Linked DNA regions of Mus musculus: all the other regions are linked to region 1. The links are chromatin loops, found by intact Hi-C in ENCODE. Cell type or tissue: heart. All regions are shown on one strand. Region 1 holds the start of Dcun1d4 (DCN1, defective in cullin neddylation 1, domain containing 4 (S. cerevisiae)). Region 2 holds the start of Sgcb (sarcoglycan, beta (dystrophin-associated glycoprotein)). Region 3 holds the start of Ociad1 (OCIA domain containing 1). Region 4 overlaps Sgcb (sarcoglycan, beta (dystrophin-associated glycoprotein)).

Region 1 (8,000 bases):
TGAGGAGTTTCACATGCTCTCTCTGGAATCAAAGGTTACATGAATTCCAACACGCTATGTTTTCCTTTCTTACTTCAAGCCTTACCAGGGACATATTTATCTACTAATCTAAGCAGGTTCAAGCCTATGTAAGTCTCCAGGGCTATGCTGTTTTCAATTCTGTATCCCAAGCCTAGTGTACATGGGACAAGCAGACATACTGTGATTTGTGATATTGGGAGGAAATGTTTAAACCCCCAAACCTGTGCTATTGTCTCTCTCTCACTAGACTTCCATCAAATTCTCAACTAACAAAATAGGTAAGTCAGGCTCCACTGAACACTCCAAGTGATGGCTGGTCCTGATTGTCAGCTTGCCTATATCTGGAATGAACTATATCCAGAAATGGAGGGCACGCCTGTGATCCAGATCTTGAGGCAGGAAGACACAGGCTTTTGGTCTGGATCTTGAGACATAGTGGCCGAGAAAAGCTTAGGCCCAGACAAGGGAGTACATGCTTTTAATCCCAGGAGACAGATGCAAACAGATCTGTGAGTTCAAGATCAGCCCGAGACAGAGCAAGTTCCAACTAAAGAAAACCTTAGGTTCAGGCATGGTGGTAGAGACCTTTAATCTGGAGGCCTACATAAAGACAATGGAAGAAGGAAGCCTTTTTTATTCTCTCTGCCTGCGTGCACTTACTTGCTAGCACATCAGTTGGAACCAACTTCTTCAGGATTCCAGCTTATACAGAAGACCAGCTGAAACACCTAGCCTTGTGGGACTGAACAACTATTAGATTCTTGGACTTTCCATTAAGAGCTGCCCATTGTTAGCTTAGTTGGGCTGCAGACTGCAAGTCATACCAATAATTCTCACTAAAATATAGACATTCCTGTTCTGTGACTCTAGAGAACCCCAATACACTTTGTGACTTGTTCGTATTGTTAATGTTTTAACCATAACCAAGTGCAATGCTATCCCTTCAAATCTGCCCACCCCTGAGTCTCAAGACATTCACTACCCGCTGCCCCCAGATTTAAATATAAAAGATGGTATTTCAGTAAACATCTCTACAGGGGGACCTTGCTATTTGGGAAAGTTATCGAATGAGAAAAAAAATGGAAATAACATTATTTATTGAATGATTCCTTGAAAAGGCCATATTCCAAATATGAAGAATAGAATTTGTATTAGTGTGGTAGAACTTTTAAGGAGTTGGAGAGAGCACTGTCTCAGGAATCTTGGATTTTCTCATTAGACCAGCGTGGTGATGGAGAGTTGTAGACAAGGAGCCAGAAACTCGAGTTTTTAAATACTGCTTTGTCCTTGGGTAGTTCGATAACTTGGATTAGATGCTTAATTCCTTTGAACTCCCGGTCTCATATTCTTATAATGAGGAAGTTGGATTTGGAATCTCTGAGGTTCCTTTCAGATATAAAATTCCCCAATAGTCGTCACCCACTTCACTCTTAGGAACAGTGAATCAGTGTCCACTGTTGGAAGCCACTGCACTGCACTAAGTGCCGGGGGACTGAAAACAGTCATAACAAGTTCCCTGACCATGAAGATTTATACTCTTATGGATGGTTGAAATGTCTGGATGATATTCACAGAGCATCGTTTAGTTGTTTTATTATTCATGAGACTTGTGCAGTAGTGAGGCTCAGCCGACTAAGAAAGAGTACTTCCTCTCAGTTCTCTAGCTCTAGCGGACTGTGATTGGCCCTGACACCTTGCCTCTGACTGTCCTTGGTGGAGGCCACTATTTGGAACCTACACACTATCCCCCTACCCCGATCTGGGTAAATCTGTATTTTACTTGAAACTGGTCAGACTGAACCTAGTGGAAACAGCTGAGAACCAGCATAGGTTAGAATTCTGTTTATTTATTTATTTATTTTTCCTGGATACTATGTGTCAAGGAAGTGCTGAGAGCAGGGAGAAAGCGAACTGGCAGCAGGTCCTTTAGGTTTAATAGTCTCACAACCATAAAGTTTGCTGCAGATAAATCAATATAGCAGATTAATAACTAATATAAATCACGGGCTTATTTTAATTTACAAGTACCAAGAAGTAAACCTCTTTTCTGTGCAAAATAATATGGGAAACAAAACTCAAACACAACAAATATTATACATAAGAAAGTCTCAGAAACACGAATAAACTGTAGTTCTTACTATATTAGGCTGAAATCAGGAACAGAATAATGAACACAAAAAGACTTTGCCCAGAATAAGCACTTAAAAAAATATAGAAGCTCCCAACCCAGGAGCCTACAAGTACCTTCCTTTGTTTATGAGACTTGGCTAAGACTCTGTCCTGTTAAGGAGACCCAAAAGAATGCTCTATGAAGAGTTCTTGTCTTCAGATGCAATTCTGATATTTTGCAATTTGATGAAGTGAATCATATGCATTTGAATGACAAATATGAAAGATTGCGTTATTGGGATTCAATTTAATTACAGAGAAATAGAGGGCGATGAGATGGAACATATCACAGTAACAAACACAGTGATGTAGATAACAAGGACTGTAAGCTGTTTTGCGCTTGTAACATTTGTCCGGATTTCAGAACTCTACAACTCAAGAGCCTGGGCTGTAGAATTCAGAATCCTAACGCAGGACCCCTTTGTTATCTTTGGTCATATCATCCAGTGCGTGTGGCGGAATCTACAGGCTGTCCAGGCTGTGGTTGGGGCAAGCGAGGTTTGGACATGGAGTGTGTGTTTGCGGTGGGGGCGGGGCGCCCACCCTCGCACATCTCAGCGTTATTGCATTACCTGTGATTGTGGAGAACTGGTTTTCAAGTACTGAAAAACTCCAAGAAACAACAAAAGCAGTATTTAGGACACTTAACAATCACAACCCCATTAACGCTTCCCTCTGCTAAACAGCGGTTTGGCCAGGTTCGACTTATGTTTCTTAGACTTTTATAGTCAGGGGACCTGGCTTATCTTGGTGTCAGGCTGACCCCAGAGCCTAATGTGGCACTAGGTTTTTCTCTCGCTGTCTGGGGACCGCAGAGGTGTCTGACGTTCAATGCCTGAAGCATTCGAAACCTTTGGCGCAAGTAACGCATGACTCTGAATAATTGACTCTGAAAAAGAGGCGCATTTCCAAAGTTGAGGACAGAAAGGTTGTGGCATAAAGGGGAGGAAAGCGGAGATATTTTTCTTCTTCTAATTTTCCGCAATGGGAAACGATTGAGGAGAACCGGCGGGACCCGGGCGCGGGCAGTAGCGGGATCTGGCCGATGGCCTCCCAGGGAACACCAGTCCCTGTGGGCTGGAGCTTGGCTCTAGGTCCCTCAGGCTGCTTTGTTTCGGATGCTTAACCCAGGTTCTCGGCTGGGCTCTCGGTTGGTCTCCCGCTCCAGGATCCGCCCGCCACAGGGCGGGGCTTCAGGGTCAAGGTGGACCAATTCCCCAGTCTCGCCCCTCCACGCGCTTTCGGACCCCTGAATGACTGACAGCCGTTGGGTCCAACCTGCGGCTCCGAACAGTGGCCTCCACCAGGGGCGGTCGGAGGCGAGACGCCGGGGCCAATCACGTTGCAGTCTAGGGGGCGGGGCCTCCTTGCCAGCTGCAGGCGGCGCAACCAGCACTTCTTCGGTCAAATGAGAGCCGAAGAGGGGCGGTCCCCCGGCTGGGGTCTAGCCAATGAGAAGGGCGGGATGGGCGGGCCGGAGAAGAAGCCGGCGGTCCTCTGTTGCGAGCTAAGGTTTGGGGAGTCGGTAGGGGGACCGCGAGTGGAGCGCGGGAGCCCGGGCGGCAGGCGGGTGTGAGCTGCCCGAAAATGCACTCGGATGCTGCAGCTGTCAGTGAGTAGCACAGAGCCAGCGGGCCCGCACACCGCGTCCGCTCCTGCGCTCCCTTCTCCACTTCTCCGGTTCCGATCGCGCTGGAGTCCCTGGCCCGGGAGCGGGTTGAACCCCTCCTGGAGTCCGAGGGCCGTGACGCTGCGGGCGGCTGGGGCGGGGGCAGGGGCGGCGGGGAGGGGGTGGGGACTGGCTGGCTTTCCGCGGTTGGGGGAGGGGGGACATTCTGGAAGGCCGGGGGCCGAGAGTCGGTGGTGCACGGAGGTGGAGACGGCGGCGGGCGCTGGCAGCTGGGGTCGGGGGTGGTACGAGCGGGCAGGGAGAGGGCCTGCGGTCCGAGTACAGGGTGAGGCTTGCGGGGCCCGAGCCGTACGGTCTACCGGGGAAGGCGGGGGAGTGCGAGGGGAGAGGGGGCGGGGACAATGGGAAGGAGGGCTGGGGGCGGGGGCGGGAACAATGGGTGGGGAGCTGGGGCAGCGGCCGGGCCGGTGAGGGGATGGGGGGTGATGTAACGGGGGCCATGGAGTGGGAGACGCCGCGGTGGGATGGGAGAGTTGTGGAGTCCGGTGTGCGGGACGGCGGTCGGGAGTGGGGAGAGGGCTTGGGGGGCAGGTGTTGGGACAGGCGGTCCCCGGAGGAGTGGATGGCGGATAGGACTGCTGTGCAGTTTGGGGGCTGGGACAGGGGTCGGGGAGGGTGTGCGGAGTGAGTTAGGAGGAAGAGTAGGTGGGGAGAAGCGGGGACTGGGAGGGCTGTCATCTTCGGGTACGGTGCTCTTGGGGCGGGGTGGGGAGCGTTGGACTGTCCATTGGGGGAGGCGCCTCCTCCCTGGAGAGGCCCGGTTCCAGCCTAGGAGGGGACCACCATTGAGCCTCGGGGTGCACTGAGGAGAGGGGGCGGGGCCGGGTACCCGGGAGGTGTCCCGAGGCTGGCAGTAGCCTCCGCGTTCGGCGAGCAACGGGGAGCGAGGTCAGCGCGGGCTGGGGTTACAGGACCGGGAGGCCGCTGTCTGCGAGCTGACTCGACCCGCAGGGGTCCTGGAAGCGGGGTGGAGGAATTGGCGTAAGAGGTTGTCGGGGTCCCCGGCGGTCCGTAGGTTTGGCAGTGTGTGACGCAGTTCTCTAATTTCTGGCCATCAGGTGTAGAGGCTGATGCGTCAAGACCTGTTACCTTGTACGGAGGGCCGCTTTGGAGGCATAGCAACGCGCGTGCGAGAAGCTACCTCCGCCCGAAGCACCGGGAGGGTGCTTTAGGGGTTTCCTTTAGGGTCTGGCTCCCCGAGCCGGTGTAAAGGGAAAGGCAGTCTCGTGGAATTCTGGGTCTTGTAGTCCCAGCCGCCCTGGGCCGCGGTTGGATTGGGTGCACGTGGGTAACTGTGGAAACGAGTCCCAGAATTCAGCGCGCCCCTTGGACCCTCCTTGCTTGACTAACTCGTGCTTTATGCCGCGGAGACTCAATGCATTCTCTCCCGGGAGATGCCTGGGTTCCTTGGGACAGTGTCCACCGCAGAGGGAAAGCCCAGGCCAAGCCCTGGCCTTTCTCCAAGATAATTTACCCCTGCATCTGCCTTGGGGAGCGAAAGCTTAGTCTCAAATCATCCTGCACACGTTCGTTTTAAAGCAACGTTTACCATGGAACATTTAGAGCGTGTTCATTGTATGGACGTCTAGAGTGAAGTATATAGCCTTACATAAGTATGGAAACTAAGTAGAGATTCGTAATATCCCTTGTGAAGAAAATACAGATAACTGCACTGGGTATTTCTTGGGCTACTTGGTTTGTCCAAGAGTTAGGGGATTTTTCTTTTGGAAGCGAATCAAGAATGGCAGCTTAGTGGAATTTGGGGTTGAAGTAGTCTCATGCCAGAACCTGCAATGAAATCCTAAAGGTGAGCAAAGGGGAACTGTGATGTCTTAACTTTTATGTAAGTGAAGCGAATGAGGCTGTAAAGTCCTTCCCTTTGGACTATTACAGGTCTTCCTAGTTTGTGGGCATCCTTTGCCAGTTCTCCTTGGTGATCACCCTAAATCAAATGTAGGGACTATAAGATTATTTTTGTGTGGTGTAATGGATACTATGAAACATCCATAATCGCAATGGTTATTGGAGGGGTGTTTTAATAACCCAGCGGTAAACATATTGAGGGCGAGTTTTAATATTTGGAAACGACTTGACACAGTTAAGACAGTACTAAACTTGTCTATGTGTTTGATAATGTTTTTTTAAATTTATTTTTACTATTTTAAGTATATATATATATATATATATATATGTGTGTGTGTGTGTGTGTGTGTGTGTGTATGTGTACATGCATATAGATGCAATGGAGAGCAGATGTGTGTGTGTGTGTGTGTGTATGTGTACATGCATATAGATGCAATGGAGAGCAGATGAAGGGTCCCCTAGAACTGGTGCTTGTGAGCTACTCAACTGAGAGCTAGGAATGGAACTCAGATCCTCTGCAAGAGCAATAAGCACTCCTAATTCTCCAGACCTTACAGGATGGCTTTTGAAATAAGGTCTGAGAAACTTGTGAGAATATGTTTTAGGGAAACAATTTATATCTATCCTGTTTTGACTTACACCTGCAGTAAAATCTCTAAGAACTGTCTTGTATAGAGTATGGACATTTTCCAACAAAGTATTTAATCCAGGATTTGCTGTTGCCGAGTGATTGTGGTGGGGTGGGGTGGGGGGGAGCATGTGCTCTTTAGATCTTCAAGATCTAAAGAAAACATCAGTCTGCATTTCTTCTCCTTTCATTTGTTCTCATCACATCCCGAAGAACAAGTGCCCTTCCTCACACAGTCCTCCAGCTAGTCCATAAGCCCCAAAGCCCTAGGCACTGTCAGCCTGTACTACTCGTCTTTCGACCTTTGCATTTTGGCCCTTGGCTAGGTCTTATATTTTCTTGTGGATTTAGCTATGCATTTAAATAGTTCAGAAAGTTTTATTGAAGATTTTTGACTCTGTATTGGAAGGATTTGGTAGGGGTAGTTGTATAAAGGTCCTCTCAGTATCAACTTATAGAATGAATCTGTCTCTATATGTATGTATATATGTATAGATACATATAAATCTTACATATGTATGTGTATATATGTGTATACACACATACATACATACATACATGGGACTTATACATACACACATATATACATAAGCTGTAGTCTAGCTAATACAACAATGGCTGTCTTATGTATGGAAGGTCCAAGAATCCAGTAATTGTTCAGGCTAGATGCTTCAGCTGGTATGTACTGGAATCCTGAAGAAGTAGGCTCTAATGCCAGTGAAGGAATGGACTTGGTATTGAGGCAAGAGCAAGCAGGCAAAGAACAAAAGCTTCCTTCTTCCATGTCCTTATATTAGGATTCCAGCAGAAGGCTTGGCCTAAATTAGAGGTGTGTCTTCCCACCTCAAAGGTCCAGAATAGAAGTGGATCTTCCCACTTAAAATTAAGCAAAAATCACTCCCCAGTGTGCCACTCAGTTTGGGGGTTTTAGTTAATTCCAGATGTAGTCAAGTTGACAACCGTATAGTCATCACAGTCTTGTCTGTAACTGCCAAAGACGAAAGCTCTCTCCTCTTCTTATTGGGGATTTGTATACAGTGACTTTTTTTTATTCTCCACATTGGCTTAGAGAAGGCCCCTACTTAATGCTTGATGGTATCCCTCCTCCCCGTAACTTCCTTCCTTCTTCCTGTTTTGATGTTTGCATTGCTCTCATCTTAATTATCATCATGGTCATCCTTATAAGTGTAGCTATTAATTAATAGCTAGTAATTCTGCTGACATAGGAGCAAAGTGCAGTCTGTCGGTTGAGGACCTGGTACTTAATAGCCTGGTGACTTTGGTAAGTGTTTATTCCCAGGGACATTTAGACTTGAGGTTGTACCAGGGTACTTCCATGTGTTGGAAATAGGCTGTGTATATGGCCCTAGCTTTGTAGTTAGTCAAGGCAATAGAAAACCCAAGCTAGTTAGTTGATTTAGTTCCTTTGGTTAATGAAGCTGCAGTAATTTTAATCACCTTGGTTGGAACCTTACATACTTCCCATCTTTTTCTGTTTGGAAGTGGAAGGGAGAGTCTGTGTATGCAATACTTATCTTGTTGCTGTGATCAAGTAGCTGACCACAGCAACTTAAAGAAGAAAGGGTTTATTCTGGCTTACAGTTCGAGGATACACTCTGGCAGAGCAGA
Region 2 (8,000 bases), 160 kb after region 1:
CAGAGTATGTAAGCAGAATCTATGACCTCATGGCAAAAAGATAAAAATTTCTTCCAAGGTACCTCCAGAGAGAGGACAGTGTGTCACATACTCACGAGTAGATTGATGACGGCCAGGATAAACAGGAGGACGATCACGCAGATGGCTAAGTTGCCCTTTCGCCCCCTCAGCCCAGTCTTATGGAGCCGGTCCTCATCGATGGGGATATATCCAGCTTTGAAATTGCTGTTGTGCTCTTTGTTAACATTCCTCCGCTCCACAGCCTTCTCCCGCATGGATTTCTTCACTGGCCCGTTGGACCCTTGCTACAAACAAAACAGAATGCAACAGCTCTAGTCTCCTTTTCATGAGTTTATTAAATTCAAATTCACAATTAAAGAAAGCTGAATTGGTTGTTGGTAGATGTCCCATCAATAAGTTGCAAGTCACACTGAATTGCAGGTTTCAGTGTTACTGTCATATAGCACACTTTCTCTCTGCCTTTGGTCATCCTACTGTCAATATGGGTACAGCGCACTTCTGGGCAGAGTTGATGCACACACACATGCACACATTTCAGTGGATAATATGACTAATGAGTGCATACACACATGCACACACATGTATACACACATTGCAGTTGATACCATCTTTACTAATGATTTGTTAGATTTTTACTCATATATTTTTTTACTTACATGAAAAGATTTTTGCAATGGCTGACAGAGATTGCTACTTATAACTCAATGGGTTAAAGCCTATATCATTCTAGATCAGTAATTTTTGATGTGTTCAGGGGCAGTTGCACAAGGATGTATGTTTAGGAGGGATGTCAACTGAATTCTCTTCAGGGTCTGAAATGTCAGACACATTTTAAAAAACAACAATAAGATTTGTTTTTTTTTTTTTTTTTACTCCCCCACTCTTTTGAATGAACGCTGGTGTCTCCAGAGGCCATGTCATCGTTTACAGTGACATCATCACTCCAAGAGTTAATGAAGTATTTGCTCAGGCATTCCTCTGTTTTCACAACTTCTCAGGTTAGTTTCTAATATGGTAAATACCAACAGATAGTTAAGAGGATATATAGAGTCTGGGATAAAAAAAAAACAAAACAAAACTTGAGAACTTCCGATCTTGACCGTAAGTGTCATTAAGCAAGCGTGTTATGTAATAGAAACACAAAGGGGCCTGCAGGAATGGTTACTGCCCAAGTTGCACGCGTTTTTCAGAGCTCCGAGGCAATGCACTTATTGTAGAAGACAATGTACTAAGAACCATCATACTTAAGCACTGACACAGAAGTTGGACGTGAGAGAGGAGGACACGATCCTTTGCTGTAGACATTATGGACCTGCGTTGTGTTACAAGGCACGTGCACTCTATCATGTCAGGGTGCCCATGCCACAGAGGTCAAACGGGAGAGTGGGGACACCCTGGAGTTGGTGGGAAAATGAGAGGAGTGGGTGGGTCAGATATGGCAACACTGGGGGAGAGTGGAAGGAAGAGCCGGGCTGAGCCAGTTCTCAGCAGGGTGCAGGCTCTTCTAATCTTATGTTCTGTTTAACTGGGCGTCACTGGAGGTTACTGTGTGTTTCAGCATGTTGAACACGAGGTGAACACTTTACAGAGGTCGGCAGGCTCCTGCCTGTAATGTGGTAATGGAGGTTTGAGGTAATGAGGAGATAAACTAGGGTGGGCGAGAGAGACACATTGAGGGACATGTGAAGTGGAAGATGTGGTAACCGGCAAAAGTGTCACCATATGTGAGATGAACTTTTTCCTGGGGCAGTGCCTCTGCAAGTGCTGTGCTGCTGCTGCTGGTGGCCCCCTCATCTTCCTCTTCCTCCCTAATTCTCCTAATTTTTCTCCCCTTCTTCCTCCATCTCCTCTCCATCCTCCTTCCCCAAGCTCTTCCTCCTCCTCTTCTGCGTTTCTTTCTTTTCTTTTATTCAGTGTGTGAGGGGCACATACACCATGATATAAGCGTGTGGAGGTCAAAGGACAACCTTTGGGAGTTGGGCCTCTCACTTTACCAAGATGGTTCTCGGGACTTAACTCAGGGACTAAGTTGTCAGACTTGGTGGCTGTCACCTTTATCACTAAGCCATCTTGCCAGCCCCTCCTGAACACATTTACATTGAAGCAGACTCAAGCTCCAACTGAGACCTGGGATAGAGGAGCTGGGGAAGAAGATACCAACATCTTCCTTTGTTGATGAAGCTGGGGGAGAAGCTTTTTTAAGGGGCAGAAGTGCCAGGACCCAGTGACTGACACAGCGGGGGGCCTACCCTGACTCCCAAACAGAATAGATTACAAAGTTAGTGGGATCCCAAACACAAAAAGCAACCTTTCATGTTCGAATTATAAAGTTGAGGGAAGCTGGTCATTAAGCCCAATGCTTGTTTCTCCTTAGCTCTCTTCAGGCAGGCCGGCTCTGGTTAGGGTAGCCAAGTGGGCAGACCACTGTAACTTTCCGGTAGAATAGAAGCTCAGAGCATCAAGATGCATGCACAGAAGAACTGAGACCCCTCTAACCCAGAGGCTGTAAGGGGTAAACTAGGAAAACCAAGGAATGGCTTCATTCCCAACAAGTCCACTTGCCTATTGTCATAGAGGATTTCCGTGCTTGTTTAGCAGATTTCAGGTCTGTTTTTCATACCCCCTAGAATGAGTCCTCGAATATTTAATAGGTCTGTCGCTAAAATGTTAGCCACTTAAGAAACTATTCCCCCGTTGCATATCAATTTCACTCATTCACTTTCTCCCCGCAGTGATTTCGAAGAAATGAAACTTTTAAAGAGAAACCAGCTTACTGGTTATTTGCAAAGGGAAACAACAATAAAGAAGTGACTACAAAAATAGCTTTTTATTATAATAAGTCACTTTAGCAACTACTTGCACGAGCATGTGTTCACACACTTCACCCGCACACACACTTATGTGCGTGCTTAAGTTACAGCTTGATATCTGAAGGGAAGCCTTTAAACTATTCTAGGCTCACAACGAAGACCAGGAAACACTTGATAACGCATTTCTTAAAAAGTAATCTTAAACCCACTAGACACGGGTCAGTTTTATATTAGTATCTGAATCTCCGAGAAACCACAGTGGGCGGGGAATGGCAGAAGCAAGACCTGGCCACGATCCACGCCAGGCAACAGCTGACCACCACTTGGCTGGCATCGGTCAGCCTCCCGGCCCCGACTGACGTTATTTTTATCCGCATGGTTTCTGGCTGCGGAGAGGCACGTCCAGGCGCAGGCTCCGCAGGCCATGACCCGTGTCACTCCCGCAGAGGGACAGCTCCGCTCTCTGGCCGGCCGGGAGCCGCTGCCCAGGATCCAGCCCGGCCTTCGCCAGCATCTTGGCTGCGGACAGCTCCCGCCCTGCGGCCCCGCCCTGCCGCCTCGCTCCGCCAGCCCAGCCCTCGCGCCCTCCGTCGTCCCCGCCCTCTGTGGGGTCGCCCGGGCCACCCGGCTTCCCAATCCCTCGGCCGGCCGCAGCAGGCTCACAGACCTGCTCGGTCGCTGCCGCCGCCGCCGCCGCTGCCGCCATCTTGGCCCGCCGCAGCCCGCGCTTGCGCTCTGGCACTGGGGTGGGGCTCACACCCTCGATGGCCACGCCCTGTCACGCCCTCGCCACTCCCCCGAAAGAAATCCAGAGTGGGCAAGATTCTGTGTAGGTTCACATCCTTGCAGGGCGGTCCCTCACGACCGTAAGTCGCCCGCGGGTTGCATGGGTGTGGCAAGGATCTCTGGGGCATCCTCAAGTTCTTCGGAAAGGACGCCCTCAAAATCCAAAACATGCCTTTACCTTTATATCAACTCCCCGTCTTGGGATACTGTCCTGTCCTGAGCTGTGACAAACTGCAAGGGAGTATTTGAGTGTACTGGTGGGTGAGACTTGGGTGCAGATCAAGTGGAAACTTTAGGTAGCTTAAATCAAACTAGTCTCTTCCCCCTCAACTCCTCTGGAAGCCTGTGAAGTCAAGTCTGGCACTTTCTTTGAGGCATTAGAGGCAGATTGTCCATTTAATATTGGAGACTATATTAGGTCCTTAGGAACCTAACTTGACTCACAGTGAGCACCAGGAGACAGTCAGGTGCACATTGGTTGCTCTCTGCACTGATTAAGTTGAAAACAATAGAATGAGTAGCATCCTAAGTTCAAGAACTCCTCAGATGATGAGTAGTTTCTACAAACTACCCTAGGCCACCCAAGGGAGATGTCTGATTCAGCTTTTTCTCTCCAGGTACTGGGTCATTTTGCTTTTCTAACTCAGCTTCCCTGCTTCGCCTACTTCTGATGGCTGGCTGGCTGTGGAGTTAAATACTCTGACACACAGCAAATGTCTCCCAACCTTCCCCCTCTCTCATGCCTGATTTCGGATATAAGCTGTATCTATGTGGTCATTTGCCTGGTCCTGTCTTCTTCCCCAACTGCTAAAACTGCCTGGCTCTATCACTGGGACGAACCTGCGTTTTAGTCAGGAAGACTATGTAAATCACAACCCACAGGTTTGAAAGTCGGCGGTGTCTGGGTAATAGCTTGGCTCTGGTCCCATTTATCAACTTTGACAATAAGGCTTTTGACTGCTCCTGGGTTCCTGTGCCTCACTATTCACTATGCTCAAGTCGTTTCCTTTTTCTCTGACAGCTATACTCCTTTGTGTCCCCCAAGAACCCACCAAATGTCACATTCTCTTCAGAGCCCCCATACTCTGATTAGCGCTACTCTGTTTCTAACCTTGTGTCAGTCTCAATCACTCACAATAATGGAACTTATTAAATGTCTTCCAGAGCTGCCTGGCACTCCAGATTCTAAGCAGATAAGAAGCCCCACCTTGCTTTTTTTTTTTTTTTAACATGTCTCCACATAGGTACTTTAATAATGGATTTTTCTGAAGTCAGATGGACCTTGACTGTCTGAAGATGGGTCTCTTCTCCTTGGATTCCTCGTTGCTGAGGTGTTACTGACAGGTCACCCACTTGTTCTCATTGCCAATGTGTCTTCTTCTGGCTGCTGTTGTTTTCTAAGATTTGATATTATACGTGTATGAATGTTTTCCCTGCAGATATGTATATGTACCACCTGCATGCCTGGTGCTGGTGGAGGTCAGAAGAGGCTGTTAGACCCCCTAGGACTGGAGTTACAGTTATGAGCCACCAAACATGTGTAGGGAACCAAACTCAGGTCCTCTGCAAGAACAGCCAATGCTCTTAACCTCTGAGCCATCCCTCCGACCCAGCATGACTGCCCTCCGAAAAACCCAACAAGCGGCTGAAAGAGTCAGAGGCAGATATTTGCACCCAACCAATCAATGGACAGAAGCTGCTGACCCCTGTGGTTGAATTAAGGAAAAGCTGGAAGAAGCTGAGGAGGAGGGTGACCCTGTAGGAGGACCAGCAGTCTCAACTAACCTGGACCCCCAAGATCTCTCAGACACTGGACCACCAAACAGCATATGCTAGCTGATATGAGGCCCCCAACACATATACAGCAGAGGACTGCTGGGTCCCGGTTTAGTCAGAGAAGATGCACCTAACCTTCGAGAGACTGGAGGCACCAGGGAGTTTAGAGGTCTGGTGGGGTTGGGGAGGGAGAGGGTAGGGACATCTTCGTGGAGACAGGGGTGGGGCTGGGGAGGAAGTGTGGGGTGTGGAACAGTCAAAGGGTGGACCGGGAGGGGTATAAAATACGGAGCATAAATAAATAAATAAATAAATAAATAAATAAATGATTTTTTAAAATGAGAACCAATTCACAGAATTAACCACAAGGGTAGTGTTCGTCATGTCTAATGATGTTTTGAAGTTTTTTCCCTTCTGATGCATTTGGAGGGTGCTGTGTGCTTGCAATGTCTCTAATTCTCACAGCAGTCTTATTTTAACGGGAATTATACCAGTTCACTATGACACCCATTTGATATTCAGGATTTTATCTTGCATTATTCTGCTTTTACCATAATTTTCTCCCTTCCCTTCCTCCTTCCCCCCTCCCCTCTCCCCTCTCCTTTCCTCCTCTCCTCTCTCCTTTCTCTCCTCCCTCCCTCTCCTCTCCTTCCCCTCCCTCCCCTTTCCTTCCTTCACTTCCCCTCTCCTCCCTCTCCCCTCCCCTCTCCTCTTTCTTCCTCTCCTTCCCCTCCCCTCCTCTTTCTTCCGCTCCCCTCCCCTTCCCCCTTTCTCTGTACTTGTGTGGAGGCCAGATATTGTTTTAATCTCTTCACCTTATTTTCTTGATACAGGATCTCTGCCTGAACAGAGAGCTCAGGAATCATCTAGACCAATTGGCCATCAGTCCCAGGGAATCTCCTGTGTCAGTGCCCGGATTTAAAACAAACAAACAAACAAGAAACCCAAACAAAACAACCCCCAAAACCTCCCCATGTCTCCTGTGGATCCACTCAGGACCTCGAGCTTGCATGACAACCACTTCTCGGACTGGTAAATCCTAGCAACTCCGTTTTAAAAAGCAATTTCGTGCAAATGGAACAGAGGCTAGATTTCCTCTGAACAGCAATACAGGTCCCTGACACAGCGAACAGTAAGACACGAGTGTCATGGCACCCGCCCACCCCCACTTCCCACACAACACAGGCTTGCACCTGATCGTGCTGAGGAAGACCTGGAAGTCAGGGCGAGGATCCCGCCCGGTAGTGTGTGTCTTTCTGTACAGTACAAACCAACGGACAGACCCACGGAGGAGGAGGAGGGCACAAAGCCCAAAATGAAAGTAGTAAAAAACGGACATTGGAGTCCCAATTTCACAAATGGAGAATTAAAGGCACTATGGGTGGAGGAATAAAGAAAGGGCCAAGGAAGTGGTTGCCAAAAAGTCTACTCAAAATTTTCATGAAGTTAACTTGCTTTCCTACGTACGCACTGCCACCCAGTACGGGGTGCAGCCCCGGGTTAGGTGCCCTGCGGTTCCCAGCGCAGGGTCCCACAGCAGCCCCCCACCCCAGGGTCTGGGTGTCCTCCAGAGGGTAGCACAAGTCGGAGTTTCGACGCTTCTGTGCCTTCGCCTCGGGCCCGTTACGCCACGGCGCTGGGTGGGAGGAGGTCGCGGTAGGGGTGGGTCCCCAAGGTCCCCAGGCTGGGAGCGAGGAGTGGGGGGCGGGGCGTTGCTCCGACGCTAGCCCCGGGTCCCTGGCAGCCGGCCGCCACGTCAAGGTTTGTTTAATAATCGCCGGGGTATTTATGGCCTGGTCGGCAGGCGGCTGCGGGGGAGCCAGAACAGCGCGCCGGGCAGGGGGGACCTGCCCGGTCCGACCCGAGGGGGAGGATGGACACTCCAGCCGCGTTCTGAGCCTGTGTGGAAGATAACATCCTTAAGCTACATCACCCCGTCGTTCAGCCTAAGCCACCCACTCCCTCGTCCCCTCTACTACTAGATCTCCCGGAGTCGGAAGCGCGAAAAAGCGCGCGATGGCAGAAAGCCTGAAGAAGCTGGCCAAAAGCGAATCTTTACAAGCACTGCAGGATAAAGTCACCTACTGGGTGAACGACTACAACGTGAGTCAGGGTGGGAGATCCTAGGGCTCACAACCCCACCGCTCTTGGGACCCTAACGGGGATCTCAGACTCCTACCCAGGTCAAAGAAGAAAGCCCCACCTTTATCGGTGGTGGGGTGACTCCAGCCGTAGCGCTAACCAGTATTCGGTAACCTTGGACACCCGCGGCCCTAGCAACAGAAGGGTAGCTTAGAGCTGCCAGCCACTCCCATTCTCAGGACCTTCCCCCCTCCTTCCCTTTTTAGGGATTCCCGGAGTGAACTTTCCCTACACCTGGGTGCTATTAAGGAAAAGGGGCACTTGTAAAGGTTGCACTTTTTGTTTGCCCGCTGGTCAGCATGGCTATTAGGGTAGCAGGGCAACTTCCAGGAGGTGCTGGCAAGGCTTTTGTAAGAAATTACTGTGTCACCAGCACACTGTCACACTCAGAAGCACACTCCAAACTTCATGAATGCCACTTCAGCGGTGTTTCAACAGCTGCATGTTGAACTTGGCTCTCTTCGA
Region 3 (8,000 bases), 200 kb before region 1:
TAGAATGCATAACACCCTATGATGAATCTCCAGCACGAACAAACAAAAGAGAAATTAAAAAAACATGTAAGACAGGTGTGATCATACATGCCTATACATGCCCATAATCTCAGCATGTGAGAATTGGAAGTAGGAGGACTAGGAGTTCAAGGCTAGCCTTGGTTACATCATGATTTTTTTGCTAGCTGAGGCTATGTGAGACTCCACCTCGAAAATCAAAACAACAATAACACATGAAATAAAAATGAGGAACTCACAAATGATTACTTAGATATTGACAGTGGACTTGAATTTTAAACATTGTTAAGCTTTGTGCATACATACATCTTAAAGTTCCAGGCACACAAACTGAGTGAGATCCATGCTCTTACAAGTTAGCATTAGGACATGAATAATTCACTTGGTGGTTCTCATTTCATAGTCGGGTTTCTGTGGACTGGGATGGACCCAGATGCAAAATCCAAACTCAGCTTCATGCAGCTGCACTCTGGCTCTCCTCATTCATTTAACAGCTTCCGGGAGGTTCTATAAGTGACAGTAGAAGAGACACAGCAGATGTGTATCACAGCTCCAGAAGTCTAGAGTGGAGAGATGGGTCTGTAGCAGATTGACAGTTTAAGGCCTGCAGGTGGGGCCACCTCCTGGGGATGCAATGTCTTCTCCTTTCCTCTCCCAGCTTTTGTCTGAAAATCAAACTGTCCTATTGGAAGCACGGCTGTGGTGGTTGGACATGCTTGGCCCAGGGAGCAGCACTATTTGGAGGTGTAGCCTTGTTGGAGGAATTGTGTCACTGTGAGGGTGCGCTTTAAGAGCTTCCTCCTAACTACTTGAATGCCTTCTTCTCCTGTTTGCCTTTGGTATAAGAGGTTGAATTCTCACCTCCTCCTGCACCATGCCTGCCTGGCAGCTGCCATGCTTCTGCCTTGATGATAATGGCTGAACTTCTGAACTTGTAAGCCAGCCCCAATTAAATGTTGTCCTTATAAGAGTTGCCTTGGTCATGACGTCTGTTCACAGCAGTAAAACTCTAAGACAACTGTTATTCAGAAATCTTTCTTTTCAAATACATATTACAGTGAAAACAATCCTCTGAAATCCAGACTCTCTTAGATGTGGAAGAAAGTCTCTTTCACTAAGACTTGAATAAGAGCTGTGTCTTTGTGGTTATAACAAAGTGGACAGATTCATATTTGACCACAACACCCAACACACTGACGTTGAAATAAAAACCAAGGAATATCAACAAACAATCGACGAAAACTGAGATGTTTTTAAAATAAGAAGGCTTACATTGTCTTTTAGAAATGGCTTCTTCTTAGAACACTTACATATGTGCAGTATCCGTGCCCGTGTGCACTTGAGTTCACGAGTGTGAAGGTGCCCTCACAGCCACAGCCACATGTGACTCTAGGTAACTCTGTATCCCGCAAGCTGTTGCTCCAGCTTCCTGATTAATAGTGTTTAAGCGCAGTCTCATTCCTCAGTGGCTCTCTCCAACAGAAATGGTAAATGCAAGGACCATCGAATATTTAAAATGGCAGTTTGCCAACGTTTAGAAACTCAAAAGTCTTTTTCCTTATCAGCAGGCATAAGTATTATGAAAACCCAAAGGAACCATGAATCTATATGAATTCTATATTTCAAGAATGGCACAATAATAAGGGGGGCTGTACACTGCATTGCTAGAGCAACCCACCCCAGCTATACTGAGTCAGATATGGAATCAGTGTGAAGCCTGAGCTTTGGGTTCTCTTGGACAGTTTTTGCAGCTGCAGCAGCGCCTTCCATGAAGCTCTCTCTTGCTTCTACAAGAAAGTCAGTTGTTGGCTTCAGGTAGCATTTTGTCTAAGCTCCATCCCACAGTTACTTGGCAATAGCCAGGTATGCTCCACCCCACGGTTACTCGCTGTAAATCTTTTTCCTTTTTAGCTGCTCTCAAAAAGTTGCTGGAAATACAGACACAGGGGTCTGTCCAACGTCTGGGTGAGCGCACAGAACCTTGTAGGTTGACTGGGATACGGTCATGAAGTACCTGTCTACCTTCTATTTCCTCCCTCACCTTCTCCTCCCGCCATTTTCAATCCCTTCTCTTTGCCTGCAGTTTATGTTTGTGAACAAAGCCAAGTCTGTACAGGTTTATAAAACAAAAGCTACCCTTCACTGAGTTCTCATATTTTCCCTTAACTACCATTTAGATATGCCTTCTTCAAAGAGCTAAACTTCTGGAAAGACTAATCAATACTTTTCCACACATTGGCACTGGCTGTTCTTTTCCTAGTACATTATAATCTGGATTTATTTTGCCCTACCCTATAATCTAGATTTGAATGAAATAATACTTGGAAACGTTATAAATAACCTTACTGATGCAGTTAGTAGCTGACTCACAGTCCTTATGAACATTTGGTTTGACCACATTCTCCTTTCGGGGATAGTCTTTGACTCTGGCTTCTATGACATTGCATTTTTTTGAACAATACAGACCTCCTAGCCTCATTAGTAGGCAAATAAAAACCAGATTTTGCATTAGTATAGAGCTCTCACTCAAAAGGACTTCTAATTCTTTTCTTTCTCTCCTTTCTTTCTTGCTTTCTTCCTTTCTTTCTCCCAGAAAAAGAACACAAAATGCATAATTTGCCAAAAGCATGTAAATAGTAGACCTCTGTCTTGTAATTGCATAGTCTATGAACTTTATAGTGATTTCTTTCTAATGATTTCTAAGAACTGATAAGGCAAAATACTTACCCTCATAGAACACAACTGCAGATACATTGAATAATTGTTATTTTTAAACGATGAAGAATATAGAGAAAAACACCCAAAGTCAAGCTCTGGCCTCTAAACATGTATGTACAGGTAAGTGTGCCCTTCCACATACATAGGCAGGACACACACACACACACACACACACACACACACACACACAAGTGCAACAATAATAATTGCAATTTTAAATCTTAAAAATCCATCCAGCACTGAGGAGATGACTTAGCAAGTCACACAAGTCTTTTTTGTTTGTTTGTTTTGTTTTGTTTTTTGTTTTTTCCAGTCAGGGTTTCTCATGTAACCCTGGCTGTCCTAGAACTCACTCTGTAGACTAGGGTGGCCTTGACCTCAGAAATCCACCTGCCTCTGCCTCCCAAGTGCTGGGATCAAAGTTGTGCGCCACCACTGCCTGGCAGTCACACAAGTCTTACAGCCTGAGTTTGATCCCCTGATCCCAAGGTGGAAAGAGAGAACCAACCCTGGAAAAATCTCCTTTGACCTCCACAGAGTGCTGTAACACACACACACTAATACAAATTAAAATTAAAAAAAGAGTGCAGCTAAAAAGGGAAACTTTGATGTCACTGAAGTCAAGAAGAAATTCATTAGATTGCTTGAATTTTTATGAATTAAGGAATACTCTGACATATTCCTTTAATAATGGTTTCACAGTAATGTCTAACAGGCTAACAGGGCTGGTGCTATACCTTGGAAACTAAGGACACTTACTGTCCTTCAGATTATCTGGGTTCAATTTCCTACACCCTCATCAGGTAGCTTACATCTGCCCGTAACTCCAGTTCCTGTACCTGTGGGGGTATACATGGTACACATAGACTCATGCAGCCACACACAGAAATAAAAATAAATAAATACTTAAAAACAAATAAAGTGACTTCTGAAAAACAAAAGTAATATCTAACAGGTAAAGCTGGGCTGATACCGCCTTGGCTATTTGCTCAATGAAGATATTTGAAAGAGTGCTTGTTAAAGACTCTTCCAGGGATGTCTCTATTCCTCTCAAAGAACAATGGCAAATGGAAGGAATAATTCCATCAAGTCATGCTTGGTGAACTAATGAGCTTAATTAAAGTTACTTTCCAAATCATGGGCAGCTTGCCAGCTATGCCTCTTAATACATCTTTCTCCCAAGCATATATGCTCAATTTTGTACCTTTGAGAAAAGGATGTGCCTCTGAGCTCTTGACTCTTCAGGAGGGCATGTTCGTGGAAGCAATCTTTTGAGGGTCTCCAGTGGGTACACCACAGCTGCTCTGATCACAAGGATGGAACCCAAGGCTTTCACAGCTGAGCTTAAAGTTCCGTGATTTCTGGTGATCCCCACGTTCCTGGTGCCATAGCAAGGGTCTAAGATGGTTAACAAATCCTATCGCCTTTCTCCATTGGATGGGCATCAGCTTCCAGGAAGGCTTTGGAGCTCACCCAAGTTATGTTTGAGTTCGTCCTTAGTGTGGGGTTCAGGAGCCATAGAGGTCTAGCCATGACTCCGGATTCATGTTTTACATGACTTTCTCTCTTAAATAAGCATACAGACAAGTTCGTGGATGCCATAGAACCAGTGAAAAACATATGAAATGAGGAATGGTGGGAAGTCTGACAATTATAGGAGTTCATAACTTCGTGGGCTGGAGCTATCAGAGGTATCAACGATATACTTTCAGGACTTGGTTCAGTATACGCACTCAGTAAACATGCCTAGGATCAGTGTAAGAAATGAATAGTTGGTGGTTAGGAGTGGCAGCCTGAGCTCTGACGAAAAGTTGGTCTCCTAGCATTAAAATATAGTCTCCTGGTAATACAGCCCCAGAGCCTAAACTCCTTTTCAGACTTGTTTTAACCCAAAACTGTGAAACACACATTATTTCTGTTATTCAGATGAGTAAATTCTGAGTCTCCGAGTTGGAGTGTATCCTGACTCTAGTGTTAGAATCAATCGGACACTAGACTGGAGGTTCTGACAGTTAACTTAAGAGTTCACGCTTAAAATTCACTACCTAGCCTAGAGGCTTAAAGCATAAGAAAATTTCTGTAAATCTTAAAATTAGGGAAGTCCAAGGAAAGTCATGGGATAAGGAGGGGACTTGAGGATGGAGGGGTTCCAAAATGTCCCTACTGGCTTGTCACTGAACAGTCTCTGGGGTATGTCACAAGAGCATCGAACCTAGAGGCAGAGCTGAGCTGCAGGCCTTAACTCGCGCAGCCGCAGTGCAGCTCTGGAGCGCCGCGGCCTGGGGCGGGGTGGGGGGCGGTGAAAGGGGCGGGACTAGTTGGACGGGGCGTGATCGACATCCGTGAGTATTGAGAAACTGGCCCGCCGCTGTTTCCCAGCGCTGTCCTGACGTCATTTCCCGTCAAGGGTACTGCTTCCGGGTGTCGGCCTGCTGGCGCTCGTGTGTGGGTGACATCTTGGCGATCGCTTGGAAGCTGCCCTCTTTCCCCTCCCCGCTTCCCGCGTTGTCCGCTGTGCCTGTCTCTGGGGTCCTCTCCCGGCCTCTACCCCGGGTCCTGCTCCCAGCGTTGCCGCCTCCATCGTGAGGTGGGTGTGGTGGCGCGGCTTTCCGCCAGTCTCCCACCCTCGCCCGCAGCCGCCATTTTCCTGCCCGGAGGTGTCCGGTCGCACTGCGGGCCTGGGCTCTGCTGCAGCGCCGGTGACTCGGGCACCGGGAGACCTGCATGGAGGGGTGGGGAAAGCCGCGATGGCCGAGGTGGGGTGGCAGGTCAGGGACAGGAGTGCTGGCGTCCGCGGCTACTGCCTCGCTTGAGCCTTGTTCTTTATGATTACAGCTTTGAGCTGTAGTGATCAGACAGGTCGCACTGCCCTCCAGCCTCCCTGGGGACGAGATTTTCTTTCTTTCTTTTTTTTTTTTTTTCTTTTTTGGTAGGGTTTTGCAGTTTGAGAAGCTTCCTCTGAATGCTTCATCTGTCCAAGAGTTCAGTTTACCTTTTCTGAAACCTTTTTCTTTGAAGGGATATAGGTATGCAATAGGTGATGATTTTAGTGACTAAACGAATTACAGAAAGGTGCTTTGCTGTTGGCATCCAGTAAGTCATACTGCGATGCGTTTGTTTCAGCGAAGACGTACTCCTTATTTTGTCTGAAATGCTGAGGTCTAAGTTTAAAGGAAGGCGAAAGAATATATTTGCTCTTGGATTTTAAAATTTATTTAAGATGTTTGAAGATTACTTGGGCTGGTACAGGGAAGTTTGCCATTAGCGTAGCTACCTGCAGAAAATGTGACGTCATTATTTTTTGACTGCTGAGTTAGGGGATACAATGCAGTTTCGTTTTAATTGGAAACCTAGAAGTGACTTGAGGTTTTTCCCTAATCATTTGGATATGGTTGTAGTTTTTGTTTTGTTTTTGAGTCAAGGTACAGAATAATGTGAAATAACATAACCTAGCCTTAGAAGGGAATTTTTTTCCATTGTTTTGATGTACCCGTTTTTCAATCAAAGGGTCGAATGTGAATAATTAGTTCAGATATGTTTATGACCCTTTTTCATTCAGTTATTTTTTTATGTCAGGTAGTTGAAATGTAAAAGTCGGGGCCTGAAGAGATAACTCAGCAGGTAAGAGCACTGGCCCTTGCAGAGTTTCCAGTACCCACATGTCCTATCACAGTATCACAACCATCTGGAACTCCCAGTTCCTGGGGATCAGGTGTCATCTGATCTCAGGCACCAGGCATGTTAGTGTATACAAGCAAAGCACCATGCACGTAAAATACAACTAACTGTAAAAATGTTTAATGTTCAGTAAATATTTGTTGATTTACAGGTAGACTGGTTAGGGGGGTTTATTCTGATACTTTGTAATATTTGGATATAAATGTTTCTGATACAGGAACTATGAATGGGAGGGCTGATTTTCGAGAACCGAATGCACAAGTGTCAAGACCTATTCCCGGTAACTTTTTAAAAAATATTTATTTATTTATTATATGTAAGTATACTGTAGCTGTCTTCAGACACACCAGAAGAGGGCATCAGATCTCATTATGGGTGGTTGTGAGCCACCATGTGGTTTCTGGGATTTGAACTCAGAACCTTTGGAAGAGCAGTCAGTGCTCTTAACTGCTGAGCCATCTCTCCAGCCCCTCCTGGTAACTTCCATATTAAGTATTTATAATTTGTAACACTTTCTGGGTAAGGACATTTTATTTGCCTGAGTAACAGAAATCGGGCTGGTCTTATGGGTGTGACATAGTCACACACGCAGCTTAAATATTCTCTTGTTACTGTCTCTAAATTTCTTATTATCTGAACAGGGGTGGGGGTTTGTTTTACATATTTTCATTTAGCACCGTGTCTTGCCTGTCTGACTAGTGGGTAGTAAGAATAAATTCTGTAGGAAGTCAAAATTGATTTTAAAAATAAGTGACAAGCCAGTTGTCTTAGTTTTATTTTTTAAATGTTCTTGTTATTAGTAGACAAAGCTAACTTTTTAGGCTTTTGAGAAAATGACTTCCAATCTTTCTTTAAAAGACATAGGAGGCGGTTATATTCCGACAGAGGAGGAGTGGAGACTCTTTGCAGAGTGCCATGAAGAGTGCTTCTGGTTCAGATGTGAGTTATCCTGTCTAAGAACTGTTTTAAAGAATGTTCTTGGGTGGTTCTGTGGTACCTGTGTATGTGCATGTGCAGAGGGAAGAAGGCAGTGAGAAATGGTCTCTCTGTGTAGCCTTGGCTGTGCTCGAACTCGATCTGTAGACCAGGCTGGCCTCAGCTCACAGAGATCCTTTGCCTCTTGAATGTTGGGATTAAAGGCGTGCGTCTCCACCAACACCTGGTCCATCTTTCTCACTGAACCTGGAGTTTCCATCATTTGGCTAAATTGGCCAGCCATGAGCCCGCAGGATCTTCCGTCTCTGCCTCCTTAGATGTGTATTGGTGATCAGAACTCAGAGCCTAGTGTTTGCAGTTCATGCACATTACCACTGAGCCATCGCTCCAGCTCTGGCTCATCATTTTTTCTAATTAGCATAATTCCATCCAAAACCTTCACTTACAAACTTGACCTAAATGCATGTTTGAAAGTATAATTTATAGACTATATTGGGACACTTTTGGGATATTGTGGTTATTACTAATAGAGATTAAGGAAATTGTCAGTAGTAATAGCATGAAAATAGGTTAGTAAAGTTCTCTCCCTTTAGAGATGAAGGAACTAAGACTTAGAGGTGTTAAATGTGTCTACTTGTGTTACGCGGTAG
Region 4 (8,000 bases), 150 kb after region 1:
AGTAACCACGCGCTTTACAGAGCAGCAGGATATGCTCAAACTTCAAAGTGCTCAATGGAGATGTATCAAAACACAAGTGTTTCCCACAGACGTAAAAATACACTTTTTTCTCATGAATTGTATTCAGTAAATAATACTTTGTAATATAGGGTTCTGTGGATTTAGTAAAAATATTTATTTAAAGAAATTCTCAAAACAAATTTAAATAGAACATGAAACAAATGTACAATTTAAAAATACACTGAGCATGGACATGAGAATTCCAAGCGTGATTTTTCTGAGCATTATTTAGTTATTAAACAATACTTGAATATATCCAGAGGTATAAATTGCTCTCTTTCTTTACATCTAAAATCTGCACTTAGTGTCTGGTCTCCAGTCAACTCTCACCTTAGCCTGAGTTCACAGTCTATAAGGTATTTCATTTTTTCATTTGACAGAATTGTGACAACAGTGAACACGAATTGTTTTATGTGCTCATTTTTTACCCACACAGTTCTAAGTGACCATGACAGAGTACCAACATCCTTCTCTGTAGCTAGGCCCATGGTGCCTCCCTACTGTCTGCTTTGGAGCTATGCATTATTCTTCATCCCCAATCCCATGTTTCTTAGTAATACCAAGAAATTCCTTTTAAATCAAGTATAAACTGTACTAAGAATCAACTGGCTTGAGGGCTGTAATTAATTAAAATGAGACTGAGGTGAGGAGCAGAGATCAAGGTTTTATACCTAGCTAAAATGACCTGCGTCATCTTTCCAGTTAGCACCCTTTATTCTCGTGTATATTAATTTCTAGGCACACACAGAATTCTTCTAAAGGGTGATGCTGGTATGGGACACAGGAGGAACAACCTCTGGACAGCAGGACCTACTGAGGCCTAGCTTCCCCCCTTTCCACTGAGCTTCCCCAGGGTTTAGGGAAAAGTATGCCAGCTTCTCTATAACTCATTCAGGTACTCCCACATGACAAGCAGACCAAGCTGGTCTGTCTATTGAATGACATCTTAGAACTGGCTCAAGAGAGTTTAAAGTCTGACAGTGATTGGTCATGTTTTTCTAGCATTGGCATTTTAACTAGAGTAGCACACATGCTTGTTTTTTTACCTGTTAGGTGAATTAGGATTAGGTTTTTCCCATTCTTTGAGAGTTTTAAATAGTTGAAAATTCAGTGTAGATAGTAAAAAAGGCAGAAACACATTTGGAATCAGGTTTACCTGGGTTGGAATTGTACTTGACTCCCAACCCTGTATAGTATGGGGCAGCATCCTGAACCTCGCTGACCTTCAGTTTCCTGATGGGTAAAGCTGGGATCGAAGCCCTTGCTTAGAGAGGTGCAGTGGGAGTCAGAGAGATCAAGTGTATCGCACCCAGGACAGTGCTCAGCAAGAAGAGGCCTGATGATGATGGCTTCTGTTGCTCACGAGAGTGAGAACTGTGATTGCGTTTAACGTCCACACACCGTAAATACATGTATCATTATTTCAAGTAAACATACCATGACAGTATTTTCTTTAGTGCAAAACTAAGGAAACATAGTTTCTTACAAGCTTATATATGGAAAGCTCCTTAATGACTTGTTTGTGAAAATGTAGCTTTGGGTTAATGCATTAAAAATCTGTGCCTTCCCTTTTAAAAACCAAAGACAGAGCACAGTGTCCCTGTCTCTCCAAACATCTCTAGTGGATCTCTCCCTTAGAATGACCAAGGCTTACTGATGGAGTGTCTCAACCACTTCAGCCCTTTGTCCTCTAGGACAAGATATAGTAGAATGTTAAAAACACTTCAAAGATTAATTTTATTTTATTAATTTCTCATCATTGTTTTAGAGAACTGTTGAGTATCAGTGCAACTTACTAAAATGTATTAGAATGTAGGCACTCAAGATCCCTTAAATATGGAGAGTACATAATAGACACAGTGGTGCTCCCCAGGTAAAATAATTACAAGTTATGGCAAACGCTGTACAAACATGGTTCACATGCATTCTTAAAAAGGGGAAGGTCAAGTCAGATCTGAGCGCGCTGAGCCCTGCGGATGCACCGTCTAATGAGTGTTCCCACAAGGGTTGTCTGAGACCTGGCAGCCCATGTTGTGACCTGTTACTTGTACTTTGAAGAGTGTGCCATCTGCACACATGCAGAGCTTGTAGCGCACCCAGTCACCACTCCCTGACTGGTCCCCGCTGGAGGAACTGGGCAGGCGCGTAGGGCTGACCATCACCGTGCCGTTGAGGATGATGCTGTTTTCCTATGGGAACACAGTAACATGGTTCAGTCACATCCACCAGCGGGCACGAAAGAGAGACACTAAACTAGACAGGACTTAGGAACTAGCAGGAGGAGGAGTTGGCAGTCAGAGAGTAAAGCCATGATCAAACCAACTGTGGCACAGCAAAGTCACAATACACACAAGGATTCAAAGGCGACCCCTCGCCCAGTCAGCCCATATTGTACATCCACAAACCTACAACTCAGCACGCCAGCACGAGTCAAGATCACAGCCTGTGCACAGTGACAAAGTCTTGGGTAAGTTTCACTTTTTGACTCCAGAGAATTTTTACTTATTGACTGATGTTGATATTGATTGGGGGAGAAGAGTATTTTTCTCTTATAGGAAATTAAATTTAGTTAGTAGAAATTCAATTAAATATTAAAACTATGTAGTTTATCAGACTAGGCCTTCAAAAAAAACTGAGGGTTTCTTATTTAAACTCATAGCTACAGAATCATTCTCATCTGTACACTCTTAAGACCGTGTGTGTGTGTGTGTGTGTGTGTGTGTGCGCGCGCGCGCGCGCGCTCTCAAGCATTTGTGTGAGCATGTGCACACATGGAGCTCAGAGGTTGAACATGTATGCCTTTGTCAGTGGCTATCATACTCCTTATTGCAAGGTCTGTCTCTGTCTCTGTCTCTGTCTCTGTCTCTGTCTCTGTCTCTCTCACTGGATCTGGAGCTCGGCAAGTCAGCTACTCTGTCTGATCCGTCTGCCTCTACAGCCTTAGCAGCAGGATTACAGGCTCGTGGCACAGTCATGCGTGGCTTTTTACTTGGGTGTGTGATGGATGGTTCTGAACTCAGGTCTCCTTGCTTGTTTGGAGGCACTTCTCCAACTGAGCCATCTCAGCCTCCCAAGAGACTAGTAAGTTTCTTCTTGTCTCCCCCCCTCCTCCTCTCCTTTCTTCTCTCCCATTTAACAAATAATGACTAAATGCTGTCACCTGCCAGACGCCATCCTAGGCACTGGGGCGATGACAGTGAACATGGGCTCAACAGCCAAGTTTGTTCTTATAGAGTGCTGTTCACTGGAGGGAGGCAGATAATAAGTCAGCACAGGAAACTCTAGGGCATGCGGGGGCATAAATGCTACAAGGGAAGACAAGCAGGGTGAACAGAGGGTGGGTGGCTGAGGACTGCAGTTTACACAAGGTGCCAGAGACAGTCGTTTGCATCCCAACAGAAGTGGAGGTGTGAGTGAGTGGGGCATGTGGGTCACTAGGGAAGGCTCGCCAGTGGAGGCCACAGTGAGGGTGTGTCTTATGTAGGTTCAGGGTACAGGACGCTCAGAAGTTAAGGGAAAGGGGCTCAGAAGGATGTGAGACAAAGAAATAGTGGGGGCAGACCTATAAATAGTGGGGGCTGAGCTGATAGACTTAGGGCTTTATCTGGAAGGGAAGCTCACTTAGAGGGTGATAGAGATGGGTCTTTTTAAAAGGTCTGAAGCAGGCGCTGTGGCACAAATCTATATCCCAGCGTTCCGATCCAGCACTTGAGAGGCAGGAGGATTTGAGCCCAGGCCAGCCTAAGGTGCAGGTGAGACTCCATCTCATAGAAAATGTCGGTGGCTACAAGTTTCTGGGTAGAGAAGCAGCTCGTATCTAATGGGCGAACAGCAAAAGGGAGCCAGCAGGCTGCTCCAACAGTCTGGGAAGTGCAATAGCCTGCACACAGACAGAAGCTGCATTGGCGAGAAGCAGCTGGGGGCTGCAGGGCCCTTCAGGTGGAGCTGAGCTTTGCCAGTGGCAGTTGGGCCGAGCACAGATAGAAATGCACGTCTGCTGAGGAGCCAGGACATCAGGATGTCACACTTGAGGAGTTCAGATGCCTGTGGGTGTGGAAGTGGGGAAAGGAGGCAGGCAGCTGGACTAGAGAACCCTCCTGAACAGGAAAGGCCAACGCAGAGGTTTTAAGCATGGGGGTCGTCACTTTAGGGAGGGGCTTAAGACTGTCAGAGGGCAGAATAGAATGGTCACTGTTATGTACAGGCGTTTGCCTGGAACGTTTGGAATGGAACCATTTCATATTCCAGAGCTTATTTAATTTGGAATACCAGCATGGATTTTACTGGCAGAACATGCAAATTTTCAGAACAAAGCACTCAATATTATTCTGAAAGTTGCATGTGGGAGATGCAGTGGTGAGGGCTGTTTCAGATTTTGTTTCTATGCTGCCATCTTGTGGTCATTTAGTTTTACTTTCTTGAAAATATTTCTTGCCGAGCATTCAGTACCCAGTGTTAACAGTATTTGTGCACTAAGAGTCAGGAGAGATAGGTTTGAATGTTCTTTGTCTAAGAGCCTTAGAAGATATCTGAGGTAATGTGCATGCTGCCTGTTCTAATTTGATCATGTGCACATACATCAAAACATACAATGTTCCACAGAAGTAAGAATATTACATGCCAATTAAAATAAAAGTGAAAGTTAACATTTAGGAAGTAGTGCGGCAAAATTATTGCTAATGATTAGCTTGCACTCGAATGATCGATACCAACTGACTTACAAAGCTGAGTATTTTTCAATACAAATTAGAAATTAGTAGGTATGGGTACTTCAGACTATTTCATGACCTGTCACATTGACAAGGTGGAGTGGGGCAAGACTTTTCTGGAGGGCAGAATGAAAGATTCAGGTAACTCACACACGTTCTCTACACAAAGGCCTCAGACCTCCCTTCTCTGACCTTCAGTGTCAACTGCAAGCTTCAGGCGTGGCTGCTTGTCATTCCTCAGAGAGCGCCCTACCACAGCGCCGTGGAAACCTCCTCAGGGCGGCTGCGGCGCCTCTGGCAGGAGTTATAGCTTATGCTCATCTTATCATCCCGAGATGGGATTAAACAGTTGGGGAACTGCCAAAGTGAAACACCTACTTTCCTTCCTAAGGTTTATTATTTCTACGAATTATAACACTGAACTTATTTTGATAGGGGAGAATGACTTCTAAGTGCTCAGGCTGCTAGTGCCTTATGCTCTTTGGTAGCACAAATTTCCTCAGCCCTAGGGAAGCAAGATGAGCAAGGTGCCCAGAGGCAAGCGGGTAACTCCATTCTAGCTGAAAGTCCAGGCCAGTAAGCAGGGTGCAGGCTGCAGCTGCTCTGTATGAAGTAGGAGGCTGACTGAAGCTTTGGGGAGACCTGTGAAGCTGGGGTCACAGTGATGACAGACTTTCTCCCTCACAGCTAACAGGTGTCAGATAACAGCATGTGGCCCCATTCAAGTATTCTTCTTACAGCTTTGGTCACAAAGCTTGGAAACGAACAGGAATAACCTACAGTGGAACAACAGCAGCGACGTCAGGGACACATGGTTAGATCTCCTAGAATTCTCTCTCAGAAGGGCTGCTTGGGTTATGGCTTTTCTCCTTTTAAAATAACATAAAAATGCAAACAAGCACACTTACAAATCAAATCACCTGTTATTCTACCACTCTTAGCTAAACATTATTATTTTACTCTATTCTTCCAGATTTTATAAACTGCACATGCTCTGAAAGAAATGAAATATCTTATAAATTATTTTATAATTTTCTTTCATTTCACAATCCATTTTGAACATCTCATCATGACAAAAAATCATTTTCCACATACTACTCCACATGTAATTATATACTATTCCAAAATTAATTATCTTAAATTCACACAGGAAAAAATACTCACAGCTTTTAACTCCACATCTCCTCCCATGTGAAATTCAATGGTTTTGCCCATGATGAAGACGCCTTCGTTGCCTCGCACAATTGCACGCCCATCGACTTTGATGTTTAAGTCACTGGTAGCATTGCTGGTAATCTAAAAATGAAAGCACATGCTAAGGCGAGCTTGTGGGTAATGAGAGAATCGTTATCATAGAGAAGGGGGTGTCTCAACTCTGGACTATGCAAGGCAGGCTTATAATTGTGGGGATTAACACAAAGAGAGGACTTATTAGTGTGTGTGCAGGCTAAGGCCAGGGCTGCAGCCCTCCAATGGTCTGAAAGTCAGGTTGTCAGGTGGCCTAAGTCCTCCCCCAGGGAGTAGCTGCTGACAAATCCCCCGTTAGCATTGATAAAAGAATGAACCGGACCCTTTCAGTCGATGCTTTCTGAACGTTCAAACTTTTCACCCCACTTGGCAGATGAAACTCGTGCGTCTCATAGTCCGTGCTGAACAGGATATTGTGTGTCCTTGGGTCAAAAAACTGCATCCCGATGTCGCTGGTGATGGAGGTCTTGTTCTTTTCAACACTCAGCTTGGTCGTCCCTTGCTGGAAGACAATCTTGGGGAAAAGTGCTTCATTGTGAGTCTGTTCTCAAAGGATGCGACAGACAAAGTGATGGAGCCGATTGGGTTTAAGAGAACTACAGAGCAGTAAGGACAGAACCTGAAGCGACAGTGAGAGCCAGACCTCAGGTCCCTTTAGCTGCACCTGTTCATAAGACTCTGCATGATATACAACTTTAAAATGCAGGTCTGTACAGTCCTTTGCTCACACATGACCCCCTGTATAACAGCACAGGTCACAGGGAACACGGCTGGGCCCTAAGACGGTCACGGCGGAGGTATGGAACACCCTGGAGGTTTCATTTGGCTAAGTGCTGTGTTTTAGCAGCACCGGGCCTTGTCTGCCACCGAGTAGCATTTCTCTTTCTGATTCCCAGAACCTAGGCTTTCTGACCTGGGAGGCAGCTCTTACAATGGCTTTGTCATCTGGAAAAGAAAACTGTGACCTACAAATTCTTACACCAGTGAGTTTTTCTCCTGGAAAAAAGATCTGGAATATTGCATACCTAACTCTAGCAAGGTTATAAAGCCAACAATATTACTGACTGTCGAGTACTTATGAATATGGATAACTTTGTGTGTTAATGCATATTTTAAAAGAGAAGACACCAATTTCCAGCTTTCAGCTGTAGGATATCTCGAGAACTGCCGTCTATGCCCCCCTCCTCCACACACTGCCCCCAGTGTGGAAACTTACTGGCTGGTTGTTGCCAGTGATGACCAGGTTTTCATTCCGCCGTCCTCCCACCGTGCTCTTATAAAGCGGGTGGATGACGCCCATGTCAGACACTTGCTTGAACCTCAGCAGACCGCTCTCGTGGAACTCCATGCTATCACACCCATTTGGCCCAATGCGGATCACCGCCCAGATGACAAGTGTAATCTGAAAGACAGGCATATCTGCTCTTACGAGGCATGCACCAGACACGCCCGGAAGCAACCAGCAGTGCTCTCTGAGTGTGTGAGGTCTCTGGACGTGTTTAATCAGTGAGATGGACACACTACCTGGTGGTCTTCTTAGAGGATGTTTTTATCAAGACCCTAAGCACACAGTCGAGAGCTAGGCATGCCAGAAGGCCCATCATAAATGGCAGTGTCACTGTTTCCTCTTCTCCCCTCATTGGTTCCCCAAGGACAACCAACCATGTTCAGCAATTTAAGCTATTCCATCTAGACTCTGTCTCCATATTCATACATAATGTAGATTGTGTTTCTTCCTTTACCGAGTAAGGCTTTCTCTGCCTTATCTATTTTAGCAGATGGGAATCTGGGCTCACCATTATGTCTTTTCTCTATCAACTCCAAACACATTCCGTCAAATCTATGTTCAGCATTTACTGATTATGACCATGTAAGTTTTATTCACCATCATACCGTCAAACACTATATTCTAATTCTTTTTTAAAAATTTGTCTTCATAGTTCAATATTTTCTTTTATTTGATAAATTGAACTAAATCTCAAA

Evidence for each region. Hi-C counts contacts between places; a loop is a spot of excess contacts. Peaks named below come from ENCODE experiments on the same cell type or tissue, not always from the same donor. Only the 100,000 strongest peaks of a DNase experiment are listed, where the experiment ranks them.
Region 2: a loop joins it to region 1, with 2.7 times the contacts of the local background. A loop is called at or near these places in 8 of 42 quality-filtered maps.
Region 3: a loop joins it to region 1, with 2.8 times the contacts of the local background. A loop is called at or near these places in 2 of 42 quality-filtered maps.
Region 4: it touches region 1 in a loop (3-fold over the local background); 8 of 42 quality-filtered maps call a loop at or near these places.

The regions. Positions count from the first base shown.
Region 1 is chr5:73,487,390-73,495,389 of GRCm38, forward strand. Dcun1d4 (DCN1, defective in cullin neddylation 1, domain containing 4 (S. cerevisiae)) reads left to right here and starts at 3,637. Exons shown (of 11, transcript NM_178896.5): 1 at 3,637-3,802. The coding sequence starts at 3,778. In heart, CTCF peaks have their summits at 3,507 and 3,718; DNase peaks (open chromatin) are centred at 3,482, 4,512 and 5,152; H3K4me3 peaks cover 3,438 bases; H3K27ac peaks cover 3,290 bases.
Region 2 is chr5:73,644,177-73,652,176 of GRCm38, forward strand. Sgcb (sarcoglycan, beta (dystrophin-associated glycoprotein)) reads right to left here and starts at 3,561. Exons shown (of 6, transcript NM_011890.5): 1 at 3,499-3,561; 2 at 96-305. The coding sequence starts at 3,537. Spata18 (spermatogenesis associated 18) reads left to right here and starts at 7,204. Exons shown (of 13, transcript NM_178387.3): 1 at 7,204-7,496. The coding sequence starts at 7,410. Gm34902 (a long non-coding RNA gene) reads right to left here and starts at 7,678. Exons shown (of 2, transcript XR_377025.3): 1 at 7,597-7,678; 2 at 6,804-7,292. In heart, a CTCF peak has its summit at 3,267; DNase peaks (open chromatin) are centred at 3,525, 6,615 and 7,175; H3K4me3 peaks cover 3,030 bases; H3K27ac peaks cover 1,312 bases; H3K27me3 peaks cover 3,882 bases.
Region 3 is chr5:73,287,654-73,295,653 of GRCm38, forward strand. It overlaps Ociad1 (OCIA domain containing 1), which reads left to right and starts at 5,141. Exons shown (of 9, transcript NM_023429.4): 1 at 5,141-5,323; 2 at 6,632-6,694; 3 at 7,273-7,353. The coding sequence starts at 6,637. In heart, CTCF peaks have their summits at 4,925 and 6,744 (motif pointing right); a DNase peak (open chromatin) is centred at 5,128; H3K4me3 peaks cover 1,858 bases; H3K27ac peaks cover 1,826 bases.
Region 4 is chr5:73,633,450-73,641,449 of GRCm38, forward strand. It overlaps Sgcb (sarcoglycan, beta (dystrophin-associated glycoprotein)), which reads right to left. Exons shown (of 6, transcript NM_011890.5): 3 at 7,234-7,419; 4 at 6,340-6,531; 5 at 5,934-6,065; 6 at 1-2,249. The coding sequence ends at 2,046. Among named protein-coding and RNA genes, the nearest start is that of Lrrc66, 5.0 kb to the left of the region's middle. In heart, CTCF peaks have their summits at 104 and 4,459 (motif pointing left); no DNase peak of the experiment used is centred here; H3K27ac peaks cover 275 bases.